2 separate regions of the Homo sapiens genome follow, and region 1 is linked to region 2. The links are chromatin loops, found by intact Hi-C in ENCODE. Cell type or tissue: endothelial cell of umbilical vein. All regions are shown on one strand. Each heading gives the region's core, and the rest is flanking DNA. Links, peaks and the distances in the headings are about the cores only.

Evidence for each region. Hi-C counts contacts between places; a loop is a spot of excess contacts. Peaks named below come from ENCODE experiments on the same cell type or tissue, not always from the same donor. Only the 100,000 strongest peaks of a DNase experiment are listed, where the experiment ranks them.
Region 1: it touches region 2 in a loop (5-fold over the local background); 10 of 110 quality-filtered maps call a loop at or near these places.

The regions. Positions count from the first base shown.
Region 1 is chr2:45,493,216-45,496,125 of GRCh38, reverse strand. All of the region lies in intron 14 of SRBD1 (S1 RNA binding domain 1), which reads left to right. Among named protein-coding and RNA genes, the nearest start is that of SRBD1, 120 kb to the left of the region's middle. In endothelial cell of umbilical vein, for the core only: a CTCF peak has its summit at 1,242 (motif pointing right); a DNase peak (open chromatin) is centred at 1,265.
Region 2 is chr2:45,168,392-45,171,301 of GRCh38, reverse strand. No RefSeq gene overlaps it. Among named protein-coding and RNA genes, the nearest start is that of LINC01121, 85 kb to the left of the region's middle. RefSeq lists enhancers at 215-844, 1,710-2,210. In endothelial cell of umbilical vein, for the core only: no CTCF peak of the experiment used is centred there; DNase peaks (open chromatin) are centred at 1,141 and 1,581; H3K4me3 peaks cover 1,993 bases.

The DNA.
Region 1 (2,910 bases), core at 180-2,679, 320 kb before region 2:
CCCTTTGTTAAGCAAACTTCACAATTCTCTGTGCAGCTCTCAGATTTGTATCTGAATGAAGGTGCACTTGAAAAGTATAAACAAATACAGATAATCTGGTATTATATGAGTAAATACAAATTTGAGTACAAAAGACATAAATAATTTTGGAGTTAAGTGCAAGAATCAGGAGAAGCAACTTTTGGGTGCTTTGTGGGGATGGCAGGTGGGTTGACATACCATGTTTTTTAAGCCAATACATTTCAAAATGTTGACCAAAGACCATTTTAATTATAAAATTAGAATAGTGTTTATTCCCTGCCCCCTTAGGTTTTGTATCTTGTTAGCAGTGAACCTGGAATGTTTATAGTACTGTTGCAAACAACGGTTTCTTCCACAGTTAGTGTTCCTTCCTCTCTATGAGCCTGCTTTTCCTGTCCCAGTATCAACCAGGCCCTTGCCTCTTGCCTAGTCGAATGCCACTTACGCATCAGGTCTTGTGTTTGGTCCTGTGGCAGTTTTTTTCTTTAGTTTCCTTAGTGGTACCATTAAATACTTTATGGTATGGCAACAACTTTATGTTGGTATCAGATACAGGTAGAGAAAAAAGATAAAAGAGGGATTTTGAAAGAGAAAAGCAGAATGCGGGGAGAGAGGGAAGAGAGAGAGAGAGTGAGATGCTTACTGTGGAAGGTAAGGGGAAACAATTTCTGCTTACGCCATTCTTTGTTGAAATTTCTTCTACCTCAGTAGAGGTACTTAATCTACAAATAGGAAACAAACTTTCCATCTTTTTTGTCCTTCAGTTTGTTGATTTGCTTTTCCCCATGATGGCATTTGAAGGTACCATTGAGTTTGTCATCTCTGTGAAGTTTGGAACCCCAAAATCCAAATTAAAGCTCTGCTTTTTAGTTGGTAATTCGGGTCTGTCCATTTTAGGTTTATTTTGTGGTTGGAAAGTGTTCTTTTCATCCACTGTGGTATGGGGCACCAAAAGAGAAGTAGCCAAGATAATTCTGTTCTTTTGAAAGACTGCTCTGTAGCTAAGATTTGATAGGATGTCCATCCTGGAGTATACTTAGATCCTCTGGTTGGTAGACTTTTTATTTTCTCCCAGGCTTGGTGTGGATCCTCTGTGTGATAACTGTACCACTACTAGAGTTGTTCTCTGTGGAAAATGATCATCTTTTTTGAAACATAACAAACTTAAAAAAACAAAAACAAAACGCTGGTAATTGAAGAATTGCTTCTAACTTGTCCTCCACCAGATGGTGCTAGTGTTACGTATCTAAAGGTAAACTCCTTTGGTATTGAAGTAAGGAGGTTGTGTATTTTCTTTCTCTTTTTCTGCCTCACCATATTTTGCCCTTAGTACTTTTTCATACATGCTACTTTCCTGGCATACTGCTGCATCACTTCACATATTTTATATTGTAGATAGTGAGCTGGTTATGCCTTAGTGATCATGAAGGATAACTTGGGAGGCCAAGTAAAATTCAAGAGGGCAAGGACCAAGTGAAATTTAAGGATGTATAATTTGTATTTTCTTATAAGATTTTTTTAATCATTCATTTGCTTCTTAAATGGCCTGTGTGTAAAAGTTGAGAACTTATTCTTGACTTTTCTGCTTAGCTATCTTTCTTTTATGTTATCATAATGATGTCATAAAATGTCATTGCTTGAGATCTTCTACAAACAAATGATGTATTTACCAAGATTTAAGTTCACAATAACTTTAAAAGAAAGCTTGGTAAATTAAAAAAAAAAAGTTGGCCATTATCTGATATGATTCCCTGACCAATTAATAATTGTTCTTACATTTTTAAACCTTTTCTGATTACATATGAGTATTACATGGTTATTGCAGAAAAACTTAAACAAGAATACAATTAAAGTAATAATACATGTTTAAATACTATTAACATTATATTACATAAGCCTGCTTTTTCTTTACCCAGTTTTAACTTAATAATTTATCATAAATATTTTACATGAGATAAAAATATTTTACAATAATAATTCTTAATGAAAGCTTAATTAAATGAACACTGTAATGATAGGCATTTTTTTCCACTTTGTTTCAGTCACAGTTGTGCTATCATAAATAGTGCAGTTTAATTTTTTTGAATTTTTACATTTCATTTGCATGTATTGCTAAAAATATAATAGCTAGTTCAGAGAGAATGTACATTTTTGTGATTTTTGATCTGATTTTCAATTTACCATCCAAAGAGTTCTGCAGTTTGAAAGTCTTTGACGGGACATGATTCTGCTTGTTTCCGTATGTCCTCTTAATCACTAGATTACCTAATTTATTTTATTTTTTTTTTTTTTTGAGTTGAAGTTTCATTCTTGTTGCCCAGGATGGAGTGCAGTGGCGCGATCTTGGCTCACTACAACCTTCACCTTCCAGATTCAAACGATTCTGCCTCAGCCTCCTGAGTAGCTGGGATTACAGGCATGTACCACCACGCTTGGCTGATTTTTTTTTTGTATTTAGTAGAGACTGGGATTCACCATGTTAGTCAGGCTGGTCTTGAACTCCTGACCTCAGGTGATCCACCCACCTGGGCCTCCCAAAGTGCTGGGATTACAGGTGTGTGCCACCGTGCCTGGCCTTACCTAAGTTTTTAAGATGACTAGATATTGCTCATTTGAGAATCCTTGAAATGATAATTCATCATTACATAAAAGAATTTAAAATTGCTTTGATATTTTCTTAGAAGTAAGCTCTACCCTTTAAGCATTAAATCTCAGAGCCCCCACTGTTCGTGGTAGTTTAGTTTTTGGCCTTGTCTCCTATCCCTAAAATACAAACAGCTATTCTTTTGATACTTCAGAACAGGTTATCTCATATGCAAATAATTAAGATTTATGTTGGTTCATGTTTTTAGTGCTTTGTATTACTCGTTGAGAAACCTAGTGCAAGTC
Region 2 (2,910 bases), core at 222-2,721:
AGCACATGGTTTCTCTTTCCCAGATTACTAAAACAACTTTCCTCTGAGGTAAAAGCTCCGCAGAAAAGCAAAGGGGAATAGAAATACAGAGGGGCCTTATTTTCACCCTTAATTATACCAAGTCCAAAGGCAAATGCAAAATCAGATCGAACTTTTTGAGGCTTCAAAAATAAAAAAATGTCCCCCTTTGCTTCTCCTCCCAACCCCTGCGCCCGTGGGAGTCACAGTAAATTAGAACCCAGCTTGTTTTTCAGCGATGAATTTGCACCGGGCCTCTTGCGCTTGGGGTGGCGTCCTCGATGCGGATTGCCCGTGCCTTTTTTACGCTTTGTGTACGGTATTTTAAGCGAGGCAGGCCAACCTCGTTTTGTATGGACTTGCACCAGCAAACATTTAAGAGTTTCGCATCAAGGATACTGCATATCCCAGACACTGCGTACAAACTTTTAGGACTTGGGGTCACAGCACTTGTTCCCCTTCTCCGCCCGCTTCAGCGCTAGAGCCTGCAGAGATTTAGGGTCATGTGTGCGCGCCGGCCCACAACATACTACTAAGTGGCAATGGCCGGTTCCCAGACGCATCCAACATCCTTCAAGTTCGGTTTTCTGCTCCCTAACACACTCAGCCATTGGTGCAGCGGGAATCACTGGGCTCCGATTAGCACGCGGGACAGAGGCAGGCGGAATACTGTGAACCTCCGGTCTGCCCCCCTAAGCCCCTCATCTCCCCCATGACCCGCTAGCTAATCAGTGCAAATGCCGTAGGAGGCCAGGCCCGCAACTGGCATTCCAGAGAGCGCGGACCACCAGCCGAGCTTTAAATAAGTGCAGATGTGACAGGCAGGGGAGACCCAGGGAGGGCCGCCTCTCCCGCCCCGCACCTCCCTCCAGGCTCAGGCCGGTGCGCCGCAGGCAGCAGCCATGCACACAAGGCGCCCGCGGGCAGTAATGTTGCCCGGGACTGGGGCGCACACCAAGTGACTGCAAAGGGAACGGAGGCCCGCGAGTTCGAGGGCAGCGCTGGAATGGTGTGAGCCCCGTCACCCATCCCTTCCTTGGCCCTACGGCTTCTTCCTGAAGAGGCTGGGGGATAGCGGCCCATCCTCGCCTCCACCCGTCCGACCGTCGGGAAATCCCGAACCCGGCTGGCTGGAAAGCCGGGAAGGTCTGGCTCATCCGCCGCAAGGCCTAGCCCCACCGCCGACAGCCGGGAATCGCCCCCACCCCACACGGAAATGCACCTTTCCGGTTCCCAGCCCCGAGCTGGGAGCCGGGCGAGAGGGCGAGGTTGCAGGCGTCTCTGCCTGCGGGCGGCGGTGTGCGGTCCTGGGCGTGCGGGCCGCGGCGCGGGGACAGCTCAACTCCAGGACAGCGCCACGCGACCGCCACCGCGGGGTGGGGCCTGACCCGGGGCGAGAGACCGCCCTTGGAACCGCGACCCTCAGCCTCCGCTCTAGCCCGACTGCTGGCTCCGTATCTACAGGGCTGGTGGGAAAGCAGAGAGAAGGAGGAAACGGACCCTGGCGCGCCCCGGTGTTTCGTCTGCCCGGAGCTAGACTCCGACTGTCTTCACAACTACCATCCCCAACTACCCTACCTCGGGCGGCTCCACTCACTCCATACCGGCCCGGGTCTCCCAGCCCGCGCGGCCATTCTCGCCTACGGTCTCGCCCTCCAACCCGGGCTCAGCTTCGGGTCGGAGCAAACCCGCTTTCGCCCGTCCCCGCCCGTCTCCGCGGGTGCCATTCCGTTCGCCCAGAGGGTGGCGGGGTTCGGAGCTGCAGAACACTTGGCTGCTGCCCGCCGACCTCACCCCACCAGCCCCCCCGTCTCCCCGTCACCCCGGTTCCCCAGTCCGTGGCGCTTCCCTCCCTCCAGTCCGCGCGCCCGGCCGCCGCAGGAGCGGCTCCCCGCCTTAGCCCGCAGGCCGCGAGGTGCACGGCCCTCTCTACCGAGAAGCCTGACCGCCCCGGGCCTCCCCGTCGGCCTCCAGCGCCTACACCCGTTTCGGCGCCCACTCTTCGTTCTGCGCCCCTAGATGCCCATCGGCTGCGGGAGAGGCTCCCGGAAAGCTCGGTGGGGCCCCGCGCAGAGCCCGCCCGCCGGAGCCGCAATGCTGCCATGGTTTCCCCGCGCCACCAGCCAGGCAAGGCGCGGCGCGAAGGGCTCTGGGAGGAAGCCGTCGGCACCTGCGGGCACTGCACCCTCCACTCCCCGCCTGCCGTCCCCCGCCTGCCGTCCCCCGTCCGCAGCGCCCACAGCCACGTGCGCGGAGCGGAGCTGCTCCCGGCCGGGGGCAGCCCAGCCCCCGGCGCCTGAAGGGGCCGCCGCGCCCGCCCCGCACCTGCACCCTCCTCTCCCACTTGCCTTTCCATCTGCGCGCGGAAATGCCACGGGCTTAGAACAAACTTTTATTTTTTTTCAGCGACATTCACGAGAGAGACGAATAGGACACGGTCATCCGAGTGCCGAGGCGCGGAAGCGCGAACTGCCCGGAGCGACCTGGCTTGGCGCACAGACTCATTAACCAAGCCCGAGAGGAGGCAGCAATGCGTGTGCGGGAAAGGGAGCGGTTCTCAAAATACAAAGTGATAAAACAGCTTCCAGTTATATTGAAAAACGATGCAAACCCTCAATTCCTTTTTTTTTTTTTTGGACCTGGCCGGACCTGGAAATGCCGGTTATAAACAAGAATAAAAACTTGAATTTATTGGTGGAAGTCCTGTTAAAAGAGCTCAACACAAGCATATGAGACAAACTGCAAGGTGATGAGACGACCATGCTATACATTGAGGGGAGAGTCGAATGAATTTTTCTATTATTTTGTAAAGTGCAAAATTTAGCTAAACAAATTTAGCTAGTGCAAAATTTGCTGCAGGTTTCCCTACAGCAAACGATCTCAGATAATATG